Linked DNA regions of Homo sapiens: region 1 is linked to region 2. Evidence: chromatin loops called from intact Hi-C (ENCODE). Cell type or tissue: dorsolateral prefrontal cortex. All regions are shown on one strand. Links, peaks and the distances in the headings refer to the core of each region. The heading gives the core; the rest is flanking DNA.

Evidence for each region. Hi-C counts contacts between places; a loop is a spot of excess contacts. Peaks named below come from ENCODE experiments on the same cell type or tissue, not always from the same donor. Only the 100,000 strongest peaks of a DNase experiment are listed, where the experiment ranks them.
Region 1: a loop joins it to region 2, with 1.0 times the contacts of the local background. A loop is called at or near these places in 105 of 110 quality-filtered maps.

Annotation. Positions count from the first base shown.
Region 1 is chr11:76,805,894-76,808,801 of GRCh38, reverse strand. No RefSeq gene overlaps it. Among named protein-coding and RNA genes, the nearest start is that of TSKU, 24 kb to the right of the region's middle. RefSeq lists enhancers at 1,258-1,307, 1,388-1,437. In dorsolateral prefrontal cortex, for the core only: CTCF peaks have their summits at 988 and 1,195 (motif pointing left); a DNase peak (open chromatin) is centred at 1,211; H3K4me3 peaks cover 861 bases.
Region 2 is chr11:76,918,676-76,921,583 of GRCh38, reverse strand. All of the region lies in intron 1 of ACER3 (alkaline ceramidase 3), which reads right to left. Among named protein-coding and RNA genes, the nearest start is that of ACER3, 59 kb to the right of the region's middle. In dorsolateral prefrontal cortex, for the core only: CTCF peaks have their summits at 1,311 (motif pointing right), 1,517 (motif pointing left) and 2,310 (motif pointing right); DNase peaks (open chromatin) are centred at 1,473, 2,318 and 2,500; H3K4me3 peaks cover 602 bases; H3K27ac peaks cover 1,367 bases.

The sequences.
Region 1 (2,908 bases), core at 143-2,642, 110 kb after region 2:
AAAACAGCTTTATATATAGCGAGAATGAATAAGTCAATACACACAAAGTGTACATCTCAGCGCCTGGCACCGAATAACCTGTCATTTCATCGGCAAGTTTTATTTTTATTTTAAAACAGACCCAAATTCCTACATTTCTTCCTATCTCCACTGCTACCATCAAGTCACTCTCATCTCCTTCCTGGTTTATGGCAAGGACTTCCTAATGGATCTCTCTGCTTCTGCTCTGGCACTCACAGCCAGGGCAATCTTTGTAAAGTGTCCCCAGAGCCTGTGTCACCTCTGTCTAAAGGCCTCTAATTGGCTTCCTGCTGTGACTGGAGTAAAATCCGCAGCACTGACAGTGGTCTATCCAGCCAGCCTCGCTGCCCTCAATTCTCCCATCAAGCCCCGGCCAGCCTCGCGTCCTTCCTGAGTGTGCCAAGCTCACTCACTCCTTGAGGTCTTTGCACCGAGATTTCCTCCCTTGGAAAAGGTTCCTCAGGTCCCCGCAGGGTTGGCTTCCTCCCTTCTTTTAAGTCTCAGCTCAAACGTGAGAGTAGCACCCAACCGCGTTACCTCTGCCGGCACCCCCGTCACCTCTACTGTGCTCCAATTTGCCCTCTTTGTAGCATTCACCATCTCCTCACTTACTTAGATGCCCAGGCACCCATTTACTGTTGGCCCTCCCCGTAGATGACCACCTCCATGACAGCAGGGACCAAGGTGGTCTGTGGTCATGGCTCTTTCCCCAGTACTTGTCTTTGGGTCTGGACACAGGAGACCCTCTAAACTATTTATTGAATTTTATTTTACTTTTTAAAAAATATTTATTTATTTATTTTAGAGACAGGGTCTCACTATGTTGTCCGGGCTGGTCTCGAACTCCTGGACTAAAGCAATTCTCCCATCTCAGCCTCCAGAAGTTCTGGGATTACAGGCATGAGCCACCAGGCCCGGCCTGCTGAATAAACATTATTTTTTAAATTCTATAAAACACCAGGTTGAAAGTTCTTTTATCGGAGGGGAAGATGTGAAAGTGGAGTCCTTGGTGGCTGCTGAAAACCGCTGCTCATCAGACTTCTGCGTCTGAGCTTGCCCTTCGCTTTCCTCTTGTGGGGACCCCTCTAACCCCCGGCCTGTGTATAGAGCGACAAGCCCGGCACAGGGCAGGGAGAAAGGGAGCAATGGGCGGGCGGAGAAAGGAACGGGAGTGTCTAAGGCAGCGCCCTCTGGTGGGCACAAACTCCGTGACAAGTTGGAGACCTGCAACACACTCCGCCCGCAACTCCATTCTTGCAAGTTTTCACCTAGTTTGCCCCTCTTGTCAGATGGGAACTCAAGCTCGTGCCCTGCCTATGCAGTCACTTTTCACCTTGTATTGCAGTCATTCGACTCTCCCATGGGATGGAAAGCCACTGGGGCCAGGGCTGGCTCTAGTCCATCTCTGGATGCCCCATGGCTAGGACTGTGGTGTCTCTGCCAAACACATGGCTTTCACGTGTATGTGGGGACAAATCCTGCACGCTGAGACCCAGGGGCCTACTCCCTGGGCTGCCCTAATCCTTTGAGTCACTCAGCATGCTGTTGGCTTTGTCTCAGAGTTTTATTATTCTTGTCATCTCTCACCCCATCCCCTAGAGAAAGGGCTTCCCACCAAATGACTTAGCCTCCTGCCAGGGCTAAGCAGGCTCCTCCGGCAGGTCTACCAATCAAGTTATTATACGCAACCTTTTTTTCTTCTTTCTTTTCTTCCTTCTCTCTCTCTCTGTCCTTCCTTCCTTCCTTCCTTCCTTCCTTCCTTCCTTCATTCCTTCCCTCCTTCCCTCCCTTCCTTCCCTCCTTCCCTCCCTTCCCTCTCCTTTCCTTCCTTCCTTCCCACTCCTTCCTTAATTTCTTTCTTTCTTTCTTTTTCTTTCTTTTTTTTCTCCTTTCAACTCAAATCACTCTGTGGAGAGCAGGAAGCAGACATAATTTGGGACAGGGCCTCTGAGTGTAAGTCCCAGGCCCTGCCACCTACTGTCTGGACATCGTTTTCCTTGACTGTGAAATGGGCTGATTCTAAGCCCTGCCCTGCTGTCCTCACAGGAAGGCTGCACAGAGCAAATGAGGTGTGGTATGAAATGGAAGATCCATGTCAACTTTAAAGTGTGGCCCAAACCTGATTATGCAGTAAGATCATCTGGATTTGCTTGTTTTGAAAAACTGAAAACTAAGACTCCCTACCCTCTCCCCACACACGGGGAAGTTTTAAAAGTATGTGACATTGAAGTCAAATTCTGGAACATTTGGGAAAAAATGAGATTTCTGGGCCTTTCTGATGTTTGGTGAAGGCTTGTGCTTTGAGCCACGCTGCAGGCAGCATGGAGCTGGCCCCAGCCTCTTCCGTCTTCACAGGGCATCACAGGCCCTCCTGGCTGAAGGAGCCTCAGAATCTCCTAGGCTGATTCGTCTTATGGCTGGGGAAGGGAGCAGGCTCAGAGAGGTGGGACTCACCTCTCCACAGGCAGTGGGGCTGCGGCGGGCTGAGTGAGGCGGGGCACAGACTTAATGGCCAGCAAGAGTTGGAGCAGAAGTGGGTCCCGGCCAAGGAGCTGGAGAGGCAGAGGTGGAGCCTCACAGGGGACTCCTACCCTAGCCCAGCTCCAGGCCTGTCTGTGCACATACCTGCTGCCTGTGAGGAGGGGAAAAAGAGAGAGCAGGGAATGGGGGTTTCCCTTGCAGAGGAACTGGAACAAATGCTGGAAGTCTCAAGAGCTGGTTTCTTGGTGGTTTCTTCCACAAGCTTGCTGTGAAGCCTTGGAAAGGCCACTTACTCTCTCTGGTCCTTCATTTCACCATCAGTAAAACGGATATAACAGACCCATTTATTAATCCTACAGATATGAATCGACAACCAACTATGTGCTGGGCACCAGCCTAGGTGATA
Region 2 (2,908 bases), core at 307-2,806:
CGACTAACAAGGTTAAATAGAACAGGTAAGATTATAAGAACATACTAACATTTACGAGCACCTGATTTATGACAAACATAAGCCTGCAGTGTATTAAGGAAAGGATGGTCTTTTCAATACAGATACTGGATCAACTGCATATTTATATAGGAAAAAAATTAATCTGGATCCCAGGTTCACACTCCTTACACAAAAATAAATTCCAGATGGGAGCTTCTCTGAACCCATTCTGGTTCAAGGGCTGCCCAATTCGATAAACAATTAAAAATTTGTTTTAATTAAAAATAAATTCCAGAGGTACTATAGATCTAAATGTAAAAGGTAACACAATAAAACCTTCAGAAGAAAATATGGGAGAACATCTTTATCACCTTGGAGAGGCAATGATTTTTTTCAGTAGGACATGAAAAGGATTAACCACAAAGGCAAAAAATTGATAAATCAGGTAAGACTGTAAAGTCAGGAAAAAAGAATAAAAGGTTACTTTTAAAAAGCTGATTTAAAGAATAATAGATATGTAATTGCTTTGTAAATAAGCAATTTAGCTTATATAGCTATACATGTTAGCTAATTTAATTTTACTAAGCAAAATAATGCACATAAAATGATCGTGGACTTAAAACTTTGGGTAAAAAAATGGTTTCAGCCCAGGCATTGTGGATCATGGCTATAATCCCAGCACTTTGGAAAGCCAAGGGGGGAGGATTGCTTGAGCCCAGGAGTTCGACACCAGCCTGGGCAACATAAGGAGAACCCATCTCTACAAAAAATTTTTTAAAATTAGCCAGGCATAGTGGCACTTGCCCGTGGTCTTAGCTGCTCAGAAGGCTGAGGTGGGAGGATCGCTTGAGCCTGGGAGGCTGAGGCTGCAGTGAGCCATGATCACACCACTGCACTGCAGCCTGGGTGACAGAGCAAGACTCTGTCTGTTAAAAAAAAAAAAAAAAAAGTCAAGAGTTCAATCAGAAAAGATAAACCAGAGTAATTTGAATAGAGAATTATTAACTTATAAGAGTAAGGAGAGACAGGCTAGTCACAAGTAAAGAAAACTCTACAGAATAAAGGAATATCAGAGGTAAGGAGCAGCCACTACCCCTAAGGCTGAGATAGAGCATTAAAAAAGAGGTTTCCCCAAGGCTGAGATGCAGACCTTGCTGGAGAAGGCATGACCATGGTTCACTGAATAGCCGAGAAGTTGCTGTGGTGCTATACCCATAGAGCTTGCTGAAATCTACTGTTCAGAACTTGTCAGAACTCTGCCCTCTAGGGTGCCAGCTAAAGCTAATCCCATAGAGCGGAGAGGTAGGTGGGCAGGGGATGCTACTGACCACTAGGTGCTGCTGACAGCCACGTTCTGCAATAGCCTGGCACCAGAAGCTGACCAAGCTTTAAGAGGTGGGCACTGGGGAAGCCTCAGCACTGTAGGAGCCAGAAGCTATTAAGCCACTTGGACTGCAAGAGCTGGCGCCAGAGAAGTTGCCAAGCCAGCACACCAGAACCAGGAAGGAAAATCTCTTCCTCTTGCAATGTCTCTCTGGCGCCCTCTATTGACAAAATTTAACATCCAGCCAGTTGTCAAAGGAAAATATTCAAAGGGCTCAGGTCTATTTTCACCAACCATGCAATGAATGTTGAACTCAGAGCTAAGAAGTAATAAATTGATAACGACCACAATTATAAAACTATGTTTTCATCAATCATGACTTGGTAAAACTATAGTTGGTGAGGGTTCCCTAACCAAGAAATTAAGAATAAACATTTAAGCAGGTTAAATAATGGATTTCCCCCTTTTTCCATATTTTCTACAATGTTGCTATATTGTCTTTATAACTGAAAACTAAAGTATTAAAAAGATGAATGGTAGAAAATAAAATTACTTCTACTAAGAGTTTAATTGGATTTGAGGTTAACTGCTTCCAGAAAATTCAATTAAAAAATTTCTGTTCTGGAAATAAAAGCGAGATATTCATTCATACACCACACAATAGTGTACTAAAATATTTTGAACACTTTTTTTCTGGAAGGAAAGTCTTATTTTGATATAGATTTAGATTTTTGAAAACTATGATATTTTTATACCCCCAAACACATTCTCCTTATAATATAAATTACAGGCAAGACTGACGTTACAGTAATTTCACGATTTCTTAATAGGTAAATTTATCTTTCAGCAAGGTAAACGGAAACTCAAATATCAAAAATATGAGAAACAAAGTTTGGGGAAAAGCACATGTGCAAAAGGGTACAATTTAAGAGAATTGTGAATGAAGATACAGTAGGAAAGTGTTTTCTCATAGGACAGTAGGTGGAGCCAGTGTGCTCCACAATCTAAACGGTTTTCCAACATTTGGCTGAATACATAAAACCCTGAGGTGACTGGATAAACAATTTAGAGCTCGGTTGTATTTACAACTGTAAAACCATCACCCAGAGCTAAAGATAAATAAATAGAAGCATTAAAATCTAGTGAAGCTGAAAAAGTGATCTATATTGCTTCACTTCCACTGTGAAAAGCCGTCCTGCCCAGTCAGCAAATTAGCTTGATGAAAGCTGTAACTGGTTTGAGCCTGAAAGCAACCCAGCACTTTTCCCCAATGCAAGTTCATTTTGCCAAATATTTTACTGATTATGCAGATCTTCAAATAATGTTAAACATTCCCAGAGCTTCAGAGACTTCAGAGATGGATGTAGATAGGGAGATCATCTAAATTCATCTTCACAATTTAGAGTAGGCATTACTGTGTTCTTATCTACTACCACCTTCTAGCTGTGTGAACTTAGGCAACTTATTTATGCTTAAGCCTTAGTTTCCTAACTTGCAAAATGGGTAAAAACAATTATATTTACATTATTTAAATAATTGAATATGATATAAATAATAAATATGACCAAATAACACATATAAAGA